Linked DNA regions of Homo sapiens: all the other regions are linked to region 2. Evidence: chromatin contacts called from ENCODE Hi-C or POLR2A ChIA-PET data. All regions are on one chromosome and are shown on one strand. Each heading gives the region's core, a stretch centred on a gene start or an enhancer-like site at or near the end of the contact. The rest is flanking DNA. Distances are from core to core; before and after follow the strand shown. Region 1 holds the start of LKAAEAR1 (LKAAEAR motif containing 1). Region 2 holds the start of RTEL1 (regulator of telomere elongation helicase 1). Region 3 holds the start of TCEA2 (transcription elongation factor A2).

What was found. A loop is a pair of places that touch in the nucleus more often than their neighbours do. ChIA-PET counts read pairs that join two places held with the same protein, here RNA polymerase II (POLR2A). Pooled maps may share reads with other maps.
Region 1: a loop to region 2 is called in a pooled map, with 3 times the contacts of the local background. The contact joins the promoter of LKAAEAR1 here to the promoter of RTEL1 in region 2. A Hi-C loop is called at or near these places in 1 of 37 single-sample maps with no recorded cell type and 9 of 50 pooled maps. POLR2A ChIA-PET finds 5 or more read pairs at or near these places in 3 of 52 experiments (CD4-positive, alpha-beta memory T cell, Caco-2 and activated CD8-positive, alpha-beta T cell).
Region 3: a loop to region 2 is called in a map of CD8-positive, alpha-beta T cell, with 15 times the contacts of the local background. The contact joins the promoter of TCEA2 here to the promoter of RTEL1 in region 2. A Hi-C loop is called at or near these places in 5 of 168 maps with a recorded cell type or tissue (B cell, CD4-positive, alpha-beta T cell, CD4-positive, alpha-beta memory T cell and 2 more), 9 of 37 single-sample maps with no recorded cell type and 18 of 50 pooled maps. POLR2A ChIA-PET finds 5 or more read pairs at or near these places in 6 of 52 experiments (CD4-positive, alpha-beta memory T cell, Caco-2, HepG2 and 3 more).

What each region holds. Positions count from the first base shown.
Region 1 is chr20:64,082,748-64,086,531 of GRCh38, reverse strand. LKAAEAR1 (LKAAEAR motif containing 1) reads left to right here and starts at 2,134. Exons shown (of 3, transcript NM_001353425.2): 1 at 2,134-2,714; 2 at 2,827-2,949; 3 at 3,038-3,156. The coding sequence starts at 2,313. The coding sequence ends at 3,097. The region is part of intron 1 of OPRL1 (opioid related nociceptin receptor 1); the gene reads right to left. RefSeq lists silencers at 2,722-2,801, 2,982-3,041.
Region 2 is chr20:63,656,674-63,660,309 of GRCh38, reverse strand. RTEL1 (regulator of telomere elongation helicase 1) reads right to left here and starts at 1,998. Exons shown (of 35, transcript NM_001283009.2): 1 at 1,844-1,998; 2 at 806-1,077. The coding sequence starts at 907. RTEL1-TNFRSF6B (RTEL1-TNFRSF6B readthrough (NMD candidate)) reads right to left here and starts at 2,500. Exons shown (of 38, transcript NR_037882.1): 1 at 1,844-2,500; 2 at 806-1,077. RefSeq lists enhancers at 1,374-1,423, 1,574-1,643, 1,764-1,923, 1,944-2,033, 2,064-2,303.
Region 3 is chr20:64,061,555-64,065,411 of GRCh38, reverse strand. It overlaps TCEA2 (transcription elongation factor A2), which reads right to left and starts at 2,214. Exons shown (of 10, transcript NM_003195.6): 1 at 2,028-2,214. The coding sequence starts at 2,099. RefSeq lists a silencer at 1,954-2,313 and enhancers at 2,644-2,693, 2,704-2,833.

The sequences.
Region 1 (3,784 bases), core at 885-3,384, 430 kb before region 2:
CGTTAGCCCTTGAAAAACACGTGAATCCTGGGGACAGAAACAGATGGGAGGTGTCGGCCTGCTGGGTCCCTCACAGTTGCTGGACCCCAAACACACAGAGAACACCTCCCTTCTTGCAGAACTGCAAACGTGTGGAGAAACAGTAGGGGTGAGGAATGTGAGCCAGGTAGGCCCTGGGAGTACCTGCTGCAAATTATGGACTAGGGGGTGTCAAGGTTTTCCAGTCCTATAAAAAGAGGTTACAAGCCCCTTCTTGCAGAACAGAAGAATATTCCCCTACTCCCTGCGTGACTCCCCCACAAACGCCAAGAGCCAGAAAGTGCCCCACCCATGTGTCCCCCTGGCCTGGACCCAGGGAAGCTGAGAGGATGGCCCAGGTCCCTGTCTCAAAGGACTCACCCCTATGGGAGCACAAAGGCTGCCCAGAGAAAGCGGCTGCTGGGTGAGCATCCCTAAGCAGTCACTGCTGCTTCTGGAGACCAGGGACCTTCCTCAAGCCAAGCTGGTGCTGCAGCCCAGGCAGGACCCCAAAGGCACCTGCAGGAGGGGAGGGAACAGCACCAGGAAGGGCCTTCCTGGGGAGCAGCAAAAGCTTGAGGGCTGGAAGGATGGGCCTAGCTGTGGGATGGGGTGCCGGCTCTGGGACATAGGGCTGAATGTCAAAATTTACCCTCTTACTGAGAGGCCAGGGCAGTCTCCCAAAAACAATGGGAACACCCAACAGCCTCCTGCCAAAAGGCCAGAAGCTCAGCTAAGACCCTGCTCCTCAGCTGGGACAGCCCTACTCCCAAACTCACAGGTTCCAAACTCCCAGCAAGGTGTCCCAGCGGCAGGTCTGTGAATATAGAGAGAGTACAGACATCTCGTGGAAGTAATAGATACGTAACAGATTGGACTTTTTGCACTAATTTTTGCCTAATTTAAACTGTGGAATAAGCACGTGAATTAGGAAATTCTAGAACACACTTATGAGTGCCTGAAGAAATTATAAAATGATTAAGTAGTTAATTGAGAATTAGTTACAAAACAAAGGAATGCACAAATAGATTTCCAAAATCTAGTATCTAGGACCCAAGATCCCAAGACACAGTGTTCAGCAAAACCCAGCTCTAGTCCTGGGGACACCAGGACCCCTGAGACCCCAAACTTGCCCTAGAAGAGGTGAGGGGTCCTGAGTTCTGCCCCATTATCCCTTTCTGTGAACACCAGTGGCTGGGGCCAGAGCCCCCTGGCCATCAGAAGGGAATGGGCCTTAACCACAAAGGTCTCCTCATAGCCGAGGGCCCCACCCACAAAACTAACCCCAAAGACCCCTCAAGCCAGGAACCTGGGCCCACAACCCCTAGGATGGCGCGTCTGCGGCCGCCTGGAAAGGACGCTCACCCAAGCTGGAGAAGCCGGCTCTATGCCTCTATGCCCCAATGACCCCTATGAGGGGCGCGTCCACGCCCAGACTCTAACCCAGGGCCCTCCGGAGGGGACCCTGCCCCCCGCCACGACCCGCCCCACCTGGTCGAGGGAGGGGCAGGACTCCCGGTTGCTGGGCAACCGCGTCAACAAGCCCAAAGAGTCTGGGCTACGGCGGAGGTTCTTCCGACCAGAGAAGGCAGCAAGCAGGGGGTGTAGGGACCAAGAGGTGGGGGCTGGGCCTCGGCTGCAGGAGCTAAGGAGGGGCGGGGGCGTTAGCCGCCGCTGGGGCTGGCCGTGGCTCTGCCTCTGGCACAGCGAGCCCAGCCCTGGCTGGACAAGGTGGCAGCTGTAGGCTGGGGCCGGGAAGGGAGGAGCCAGCTGGGCTTTTGGACCCTCCCTCCTCTGTCACCTGCCCTCTAGGCTCTGCTCCCCACAACCATCTAGGCCTCGAAGGGCAAGAGCGAGCTGTCTGGTGGGAGACCCTGACTGTCGGGGACCGCAGACATAGGGGCACAACGAAGGTCCCCCAGGCGTCACCTAGAGCTCTCCATGTGGCAGGGCCTGAGATCAACCCAGTGGGGTCTCAGCATTTTCTCAATTCAAACAGAACAGTCCATCGGGTAGGAAAGATATTTCCTACAACTGAGTTGATCAGAAAGTCCTAGTTGACTGCAGGACTGAGCAGGATCAGCCGATGGCAGAGCTGCTGGGGACGTGCGCTTGGGAGAGGGAGAGCGCCTGGGCAAAGCTCAGAGGCTGGGGGTGCGGAACTCAAAACCGACTGCGGAGAGCCCAGCGGGCGGGAGCTGGGGCGCACGTTGGGGCCCTGCCGAGGGGCGGGCAGGGCCCGGTGCCAGCCCCGGCACCGACGGGACGCCCTCCTCCCTCCGCAGGGCGGGAGGATGCCGCCGCCAGCGAAGGAGGGCGGGCGCAAGGGCCCGCGGGAGCGAAGCGGGAAGAGCGCGCCAGGCACGGCGCAGGGTGAGGAGCGTGCCAAGGGGGCGCCCGCGACAGAGCCCCCCAAGCCGGGCTGGGCCCTGACGCCGCAGGGACTGGCGGCCATGCTCCCTGCGCAGCGCCACCGCCATCTGCTCTTCGGCGACCTGCTGGAGGACGTGGGCGCGGCGGCCTCCACCTTCCCGTGCGGGTCGGTGGAACCGGGGTACCGCATGCCCGACCCGCGCCCGTGGACGCAGTCGCTCGAGCTGCCCGCCGAGCGCCAGAACCGGCTCCTCGGCGTCCTCAAGGCAGCGGAGGCCCGCGGGCGAGTCCGCGCCCTGCGGCTGCGCTACACCCGCATGCGGGTGAGGCGAGGGGGTCGGAGGGCAGAGGGGGCGCACCGGGAGCGTTGAGCGGAGCCGGCCGGGGCGGGGCGGGGCGGGGCTCGGCGCGCGCTCAGCTACCCGGGCCCCGCAGGCCGAGGAGATCGCGCTGCTCATCCAGCGGCAGAAGTCCGCGCGCGCCGCCATCCGGCTGGAGCTGTTCCTGCCGCCGCAGCTGAAGCCCGCGCGGATCCCGGACCCCCTGGACCGCCAAGAGGTGCAGACAAGCCCCGGTAGGGGCGGGGAAAGGGGAGGGGCCCTGCCCGCCTCCGCACACGCCGGACCCCAGCCTCTCTCCCCGGCAGCGGAGGCGCGTGGAGACCATCCTGGAGGAGAACGTGGATGGCACCATCTTCCCGCGGTGACGGCGACTGAGAGTGTGCGACGCGCCCCAGCCTCCCACATAAAGTTATAATTCTCCGAAGGCTCGCTGGTCTTTTTGCTGCCACTCCCCAGGACCCCGAGGGAAGCGGGGAGTATGGACGCTGCCTCTCCCATGCACCTCACAGACATCAGGGTACAGAGAGTGGGGCCTCTCCCAAAAAAGTGGGGAGACGCAAGTGGGTGGGTGTGAAAGTAACAGGTCAGGGACACGCCTACCCCTAATCCCGATCTGCCCCCCACTGGCAACCTGGCGTTCTGTGGGTCTATGGGAGGCCCCCAGTCTTGGGGAGGACGGAGAAAGAGCCTGTTTCAGCAGAAGTCACCCCCAGATGTAAGGGTAGCCTCAGGCTGCAGTGGTCTCGAGTGCGAGTCATCCCACCAGGGGGCCAGGGAGAGGGCAGTGCTGTGGGCAGCGGAAGTGACCTAAGCTGGCCTTTGAAGAAGCAGCAGCTGTGCCCAAGAGGACCAAGAGACTGGGCAAGGGGAACCCCTGCGGCCCCCAGACAAAAATCCCACCCTCTGGCCTTCCTTTCCATCCTGAATAGCCTCCTGTGACCCCTTTAATGCCCCATGCCACACCCCCACACCCACCCCCCCACACACACACACCCCACACACACTCACGCATGCAGTACAAAAGGAAGCCACCCCTGTCCCATTCTGACAAA
Region 2 (3,636 bases), core at 749-3,248:
GGCCTCGTGGGATGGGAAAGACCTGACAGTCCCCCAGCCCAACACCCGTGAAGGGTCTGTGCTGAGGATTAGTAAAAGAGGAAAGCCTCTTGCAGTCGAGATAGAGGAAGGCCACTGTCTCCTGCCTGCCCCTGGGAACTGAATGTTTCGGTATAAAACCCGATTGTACATTTGTTCAATTCTGAGATAGGAGAAAAGCCGCCCTGTGGCAGGAGGCGAGACATATTGGCAGCAATGCTGCTCTGTTACTCTTTACTCCACCGAGATGTTTGGGTGGAGAAAAGCATAAAACTAGCCTACGTGCACATCCAGGCATAGTACCTTCCCTTGAACTTATTTGTGACCCAGATTCCTTTGCTCACGTTTTCTTGCTGACCTTCTCCCCACTATCACCTTGCTGTCCTGCCGCATTCCTCTTGCTGAGATAGTGAAAATAGTAATTAATGAATACTGAGGAAACTCAGAGACTGGTGCCGGTGCAGGTCCTCTGTATGCTGAGCGCCGGTCCCCTGGGCCCACTTTTCTCTCTATACTTTGTCTCTGTGTCTTATTCATTTTCTCAGTCTCTCGTCCCGCCTGATGAGAAATACCCACAGGTGTGGAGGGGCCGGCCCCCTTCAAAGGACGATCGTTTTTACTTGTCAATCCTCTCTCTGACCCCACCTGGAACACCAGCCCTTTTTATGACAGACGCTGCCTCTGGCCCGGAGGGGCCTGGCTGGAATGGGCCGGGAGAGGGAAGCACACCCCGTCCTGGCTGAAGCTCCACCCACCCGCAGTCCTTTCCTCGGGGCCTGTGCTCTACCTGCTGCAGACATTCCAGGACCTTGGTCATGTACTCCTGTTGGCATTTGTAGGGCTGGAAAGGGAAGTCTACGGTCACACCATTCAGGACTATCTTGGGCATATCAGCCTGTTCTCAGAAGGGCACAGAGCGTGGCTGAGGGGCAGGCTATTCGGGTCTGTGCGAAAAAACCACTCCGAACATCTTAGGGTCTCGGGCACTCCTGGTAAGCGATGCGAGCATGTGCACTGGGACACAACGCTGTTCTCTTCGAGAATCCCTATGGCACAGACCTGGGAAAGACAGTAAGACTCTGTTTGTAGACAGCCTTTGTGGGTACCGGGCTACTTTCCCAGGCGTTTCCATCAGTCCCTCCTGCGGAGAGGGTTGGAGAGCAACCCTGGTATATCCCATCTCGAGGAGCTGGCGGGGCGAAGATGCGAAGTGGCTGGGCCTTGCCTTATCCTCCCGCCCCACAACTCCGTCCTTCTCTGGAAAAGACGCCCACAGTGCTGCAAGTTCCGCCTGCAGTAATTCCGCGACTTCCACAAGAGCGTGAGGGCTGAAGAGGCAAGCGGCACCCCTCCCGGCCTCACCAGGCGCAACGTCAGAGCGGAGGGTCTGAACCTCCGGCCCTGCCTCTCCAGCCCTCTGCCCTCCTGGCTGGCTGGAGTCCATTCCCCATCCGCCCGGGTGGGCAACCAGATGCAGCCAAAGTAGCGAAAGAGCATGCCGGGATGCCAACCCGTGCAGCCCTCAGCAAATCACTCAACTTCTCTAAGCCTCAATCCCGCCCGGGAACTGGGACTAACAGAACAGACGCGGACACACTGAATGTCGGCCCTTCCCTCCAGCCCCGGTCAAGGGCTCAGCCAACGCCGCGGCGCCAGCGCCACGAGCGCAGGAAACTACAGGTCCCAAAATGCAGCGCGGCCAATCCGCCGACCCGCGGCCCCGAGGGCGGCTTGGGGCCTGCCGGGAGCTGTAGTTTCGAAAAACCGCAACGCGCCTACGAGCCGCTCGGGTAAAAGAACCACTTGTAGGGTCACTGCGACTCACTGCTCACTTGTCTCCGCGGCGAACCTTCCAGAACCGGGGTCCCTCAGGAACTCAACCGACTCCAGTCGAGGGCCGCCACCCGTCCCCAGCTGTCAGCCAGCTCAGAGTTTTCGCGGGCAGAGGCGCGCAGTCGGCGCTGAGCCCACTGCACTTCCGCCCCCCACTTCCGGTCCGTTGCTTTGTGCTCCCGGCGGAAACTGTTCCCCCGCGGAGGGGGTCCGCCTGCTCTTCGGCTCCTCCAGGCCTACACGGCGTTTTGCGCGTTCTGTGTCCGGCTCCGCTGGCCAGTGAACCTCACTTCCATCGCCCACAGGCAGAAATCTGGGGTCCCGCCCGTCTCCTCCCTTGATGTCATTCCCCCACCAGGGTCTGCGTTCCACTACCGCCTCTCTAGGCCGAGCCACCACCATTGCCCGGAGAGCTGCACGGGCCTCCTCCCCAGAGGCATCTTTTTACTGCTCGAGTGTGAGCCGACCGCTTTCCTGAAAATTTGAAAACGGCTGCGCCTTGCCCAGGACCCGGCTCCTGAGAGCCCTGACCGCCCCCTCTCCTTCCTCTCCTGCGTTCCAGCTTCTGCTCGGCTCACTGTCCCGCAGTGGTCCCGGCGGGCCTCCCTGAGTCCCCAGCACCCGGCACTGGCTGGCAGCAGGGCTGACTCCAAGAGCGAGGCCCGCACCGTTCTGTGGGGTCAGCCCAGCGTCACGGATGTTTGTCTCAGGCGGCCCCAGCTCCCATGCCCCAGAAGGCCCCAGAAGGCCCCAGGAGGGAGTTGGCGCTGCGTGACCGCGCACGGCCGGCAGGCAGCACTTCTTCGTGGCTTCTTCATGGCTGTGTTTAATGTCCACTGACGGCACATGCGAATGCCATGCGTGCCCACGCTCCTGGGTGTGAGATAGTGCTCGGAGAAGCCCCAGCACTCACTGGCACCCAGCCCCATGTGCCTGTTGTGGTGAAGGAACTGCAGGCTGCCTATCTGAGACTCGGCAGGGAGTTGAAGATGAGGAGACCAGCCACACACACTCGTTGAATGAATGGGCACCAAGCACAAGTTTCAGTGCCCCCCATACATGCTGATATGGTTCGGCTCTGTGTCTCCACCCAAGTCTCACCTCGAATTGTAATCCCCACGTGTGGAGGGAGGGACCTGGAGGGAGGTGGTTGGATCATGCGGTCAGTTTCCTCCAGGCTGTTCTGACAGTGAGTGCTCAGGAGACCCGATGGTTTAAAAGTGGCAGTTTCCCCTTCTCTCTCTCTTTCTCCTGCCGCCATGTACGACCTGGGAACTGGGACTAACATAGACTTCACCTTCTGCCATGATTCTTTTTTCTTTGAGACAGAGTTTTGGCTTTTTGCCCAGGCTGGAGTGCAGTGGCACAATCTTGGCTCACTGCAACCTCCACCTCCTGGGTTCAAGTGATTCTCCTGCCTCAGCCTCTCAAGTAGCTGGGATTACAGGTGTGCACCACTAAGCCCGGCTAATTTTTTATATTTTTAGTAGAGATGGAGTTTGACCGTGTTGGCCAGGCAGGTCTTGAACTCCTGACCTCAGGTGATCCACCCGCCTCGGCCTCCCAAAGTGCTGGGATTACAGGCGTGAGCCACCGCGCCCAGCCAGATAAGTCCTCTCATTGTCCACACTTTCTGGGTGAGAAAGTGAGGCACAGAGCGTTGAGCAGATTGCCCAGAGCCTGCTCAGGAGCCAGGAGTTTACCTTTTGCAGCCACACATCTCATCTCCTGAGAGCAGTGGCCAGAAAAGGCTGTCCTGTGGACTGAGCTGAAGTCTGAGTCATC
Region 3 (3,857 bases), core at 965-3,464, 400 kb before region 2:
TCCCTCTGCCCTAAGGTGACCTGATCAGAGTCCCACGACCCACAGGCCATGGGAGGGGCTTGTCCCACCTACCGCCCGCACAACCCCAGCAATCCGGGTGGCATAGTCTGCTCACGCTGCAGCCCCTCCTGAGCCCTCCCAGGCAGGCCCTGCCTCTTGGGCTGTACAGAGTCCAGCCTTGAGGTGATAGCCAGAGCCAAGGCCACTGTCCCCTGAAAGCCCTGCACCTGCTTACGTGGCTCTCAGTGGGCTCAGGTCCAGAGGCAAAAAAACCCCCACACCTGGCCCCCAGGTCCCCGAGGGGACCTCAGGCACTGGGACCCCCAGGAGGCTCTGCTGGCTCCCACTCCCCACTGCACAGCGCCCGCCTCCCCTCCTCATTCTCCCCTGGGGCTTCTACTCAAGCTGTTCTTCCACCAGAAACCCCCCATCAGTTCTGCCCAGCCCCACCCAGCCCTCCCCTGGCTCCATGACCCATCTTTGCTTCTCCCACCTACAGCTTTTATCGTTTGTGTTTTGTCTCCTTTAAGAAGGGGAACAACTCCATTCTCGGGTCATCTCTGGAAACAGCTATGAATGGTTCGCAGACCCCTACTTTGTGCTGACCAGTTTTCCGGGGTGTGTGTGAACGCAATGATGGGGGTGCTGCACCCAGCAGGAATGAGTGGGAGCCCACCCCTTCCCAGGGCAGACCCCAGTCCAGAACGCTGGTCACAGGAACCCAGACTCAACCCTGCTCAGCCCAAAAAGCTTCCCCCAAACCCCCACTGCAGTCACACAGCCCTGGGGTGGCTGCACAAATCACCCAAAGCCCATGACTCAGCCACCTTCACCGCCCTGGGCTGGCCTGGCAGACACACAGCTGGCCCTGCCCCAGGAGTTCACAGTCTGGGTGGGAAAGCACAGGTCACGTTTATTGAGCCAGCCAGGAGCTCCAAATGACCTGCGGCCAGACCCCTCCCCACCCCCCAGGAGGCAGGCAGCATCCTCTAAAGATGCTTCTGTGGGAGGGTGCAGAGGTTGCCAAGGTCATGACGCTGGAACTGGACCCCCACTGACCTGGCCCCTTCAAAGTCCTCACACACAGCCTCCTCCAAAGTCTCGCTGTGGCCGCAAGACAACAGAGGCCCAGGCCGCAGTGAACAGAGCCGGCCAGAGGCTCCAGCGCCCAGACACTCCCAGAGGAGGCTTGCCCGACCTCCTGGCTCTTATATAAGCACACCGGCTCTTTTCGGAGGGTGTCCACATAACTACCCACAACCCAAGTTGCTGCGGGCTAAGTCCTGGCTAAAGAAGGGAGAGAATTTATTAGAGAAACCTGGTTCTTGTGGGGTGGGGACAGACAGGGAAGAAAATGGGCCCACAGGCAAGACAGGTATCTGGCTGGCCTGTGAAGGAGGATGACAAGGGCTGGGAAGAGGCAGGGGAGGCACGGAAGCTCCAGAAGAAAAGGGGATCCAACCTCAGACTCCAAACTGTTGCCGGCGACAAATGCTATGGGAGACGGAGGGTGACAAACGCTGTAAGAGACGGAGCGTGGGAGAGGGCTGAGTTGGGGGGCGGGGCTCGGCCTGTGAGGATGCCCAGGCCGGGATGGAGGAAGGCAAGGGGCTGGCGCGGCCCGCAGAGGAGGCCCGAACACCCCGGGGGCTCCGAGAGGCGGGACAGGGCCAAGGAAGGAGTCGACGGGCCAGGCTGGGGGTCTGGAGTTAAGGGACAGGGAAGGGTGCGGAGCCTGTGACTGCGGGCGAGGGAGGGGTCTGAGTCCAGAGCGGGTGGCTCTCCCGGGACAAGGTCCAGGCCTGATCGCGGCCTCTGCCGGGGTTGCGGGAGTGAACGGCAGGGCTGGCCCGGGGCAGGGGTCTCGGCCACGGGTGGGGGTCTCCCCTGCGTCCCGGTTAGTCTCTGCCGGGGAGGGGTCTCGTCCTGCCCCTCAGGTCGTCTTCCGGCCCTAACGGGGGTCGGCGGGCTCGACGGGGTCTCGGCGGGGCGGGGTTCCCGGGGTCCTGGCGGCCCGCGCCCCTCACCGCGCTCTTCTTGGTCACCATCTTGTCCAGCCTCCGGGCGATCCGCGCAATCTCCTCTTCCTTGCCCATCATCGCCTCAGGAGCAGCGACCCCCGCGCCCGTCGCGCCCGCCTCCGCAGCCGGGCAGGACCCCGGCCCCGGCCGTCGCCACCTCCCACACCCGCCGCAGCCGACGCAGCCCCGCCGCGGACGACAGACCCCCGGTTCAAACCCTCGGCCCCGCGGCCGCGCGCGGCATCCTAGGATGCGTAGTCCACGCGCCCGCCTGCCGCGCCCGCCGCGCCCGCGCTCTGGACCACAACTCCCAGGCGCCACGCGGCGCGCACAGCCTCCTGGGAAGTGTAGTCCTGACCCACCGTCGCCAGTGACTCGTGATCCCACAATACCCCGCGAGGGAGGCGCCCCGGGCACGCCCCTCCCAGAGCTCAGACATCCCGGAGCGACCGGGCCCCAGGAGGCCCAGGAATCTGCTCCCTTCTCTCCTCCTGCTTCGGGCCTTGCTGTCCCGCGGCGTCCTTCGGTGGGTGGCTCAGGACCCAGTGCCCTCAGCCCTTCTCTTGGGCCCCGCTGAGCCCTGCGCGCGCCCCACTTGGCCTAGAAGGCCGTCCCCAGCCTCCCAGAGCCCAGTTTGGGTCATTCGGGCTTCTGAGTAGAGTTACTTCTTCAAGAGGCCCGCGCACACTGGGAGGCCTCTTGTGGGGCCCTGCAGGTGTGAGCGCGCGGTAGCTGGACGTGGCGTCTGGAAGGGGCCATTGCTGGGGTTCGCGAAGTGCGGGGGCCTCTGCCGAGGCTGCGTGGGCAAGGCCCCTGCCTGCAAAGTCAGCTACCAGGGAGCAGATTCTGGGCTCTGCACGTTGACCACTGTGTCTCAGTCTCCCCACCTGTGAAACTGGAGTTAAGTGTCCGCCTCACAGGGCTCCCGTCAAGATGATGTCAGCTGATTCACATCACATGCCTGAGAACAGAGAGGGGATGGAGCATGACAATTAGTGTTCATTGACATTGTTGTTGGAGGTCCCTAGGTAGGGCCAGACTGCAGGCAGCCAGAGAGATGGCCCAGGCCTAGGGAGGGTTGAGGACGGGGACAGGTGCAGGGCCAGCATCCCCACCACTGCCTGGCAGCTCCCCAGTAATGCAGATGCTGGGTGGTTTCCTGGAGAGGGCACAATCCTGGGGGAGGGTGTGGATCAAGGAGCCTGTAGTCATTCAAGTTCAGGCCAACGAACTATGAGGCCAGGTGGCAGGTGGAATGGGCTGAGCATTTCTTGGGCTGTCTGTGGCACTAATCACATATAACTGAGCTTCCCCGCAGCCAAAATGAAAAGGAAAATATGGTCAGTTAAGAGACTCATCTTAGCCGGGCAATAGTGGCTCATGCCTGTAATCCCAGCGCTTTGGGAGGCCCAGGCGGGTGGATCACCTGAGGTCAGGAGTTCGAGACCAGCCTGGCCAATATGGTGAAACCCCGTCTCTACAAAGAATACAAAAACTAGCCAGGTGTGGTGCCGGGCACCTGTAATCTCAGCTACTTGGGAGGCTAAGGCAGGAGAATTGCTGGAACCCGGAAGGCGGAGGTTGCAGTGAGCCAAGATAGCACCATTGCACTCCAGCCCTGGCCAACAACAGCGAGACTCCGTCTCAAAAGAAAAAAAAAGAGAGAGAGAGACTCATCTTGGTTGGGCACAGTAGCTCACCCCTGTAATCCCACCACTTTGGGAGGCTGAGGTGGGCGGATTATCTGAGGTCAGGAGTTCCAGACCAGCCTGGCCAACATGGTGAAACCCTGTCTCTGCTAGAAATACAAAAATTAGACCGGGCATGGTGGCTCAT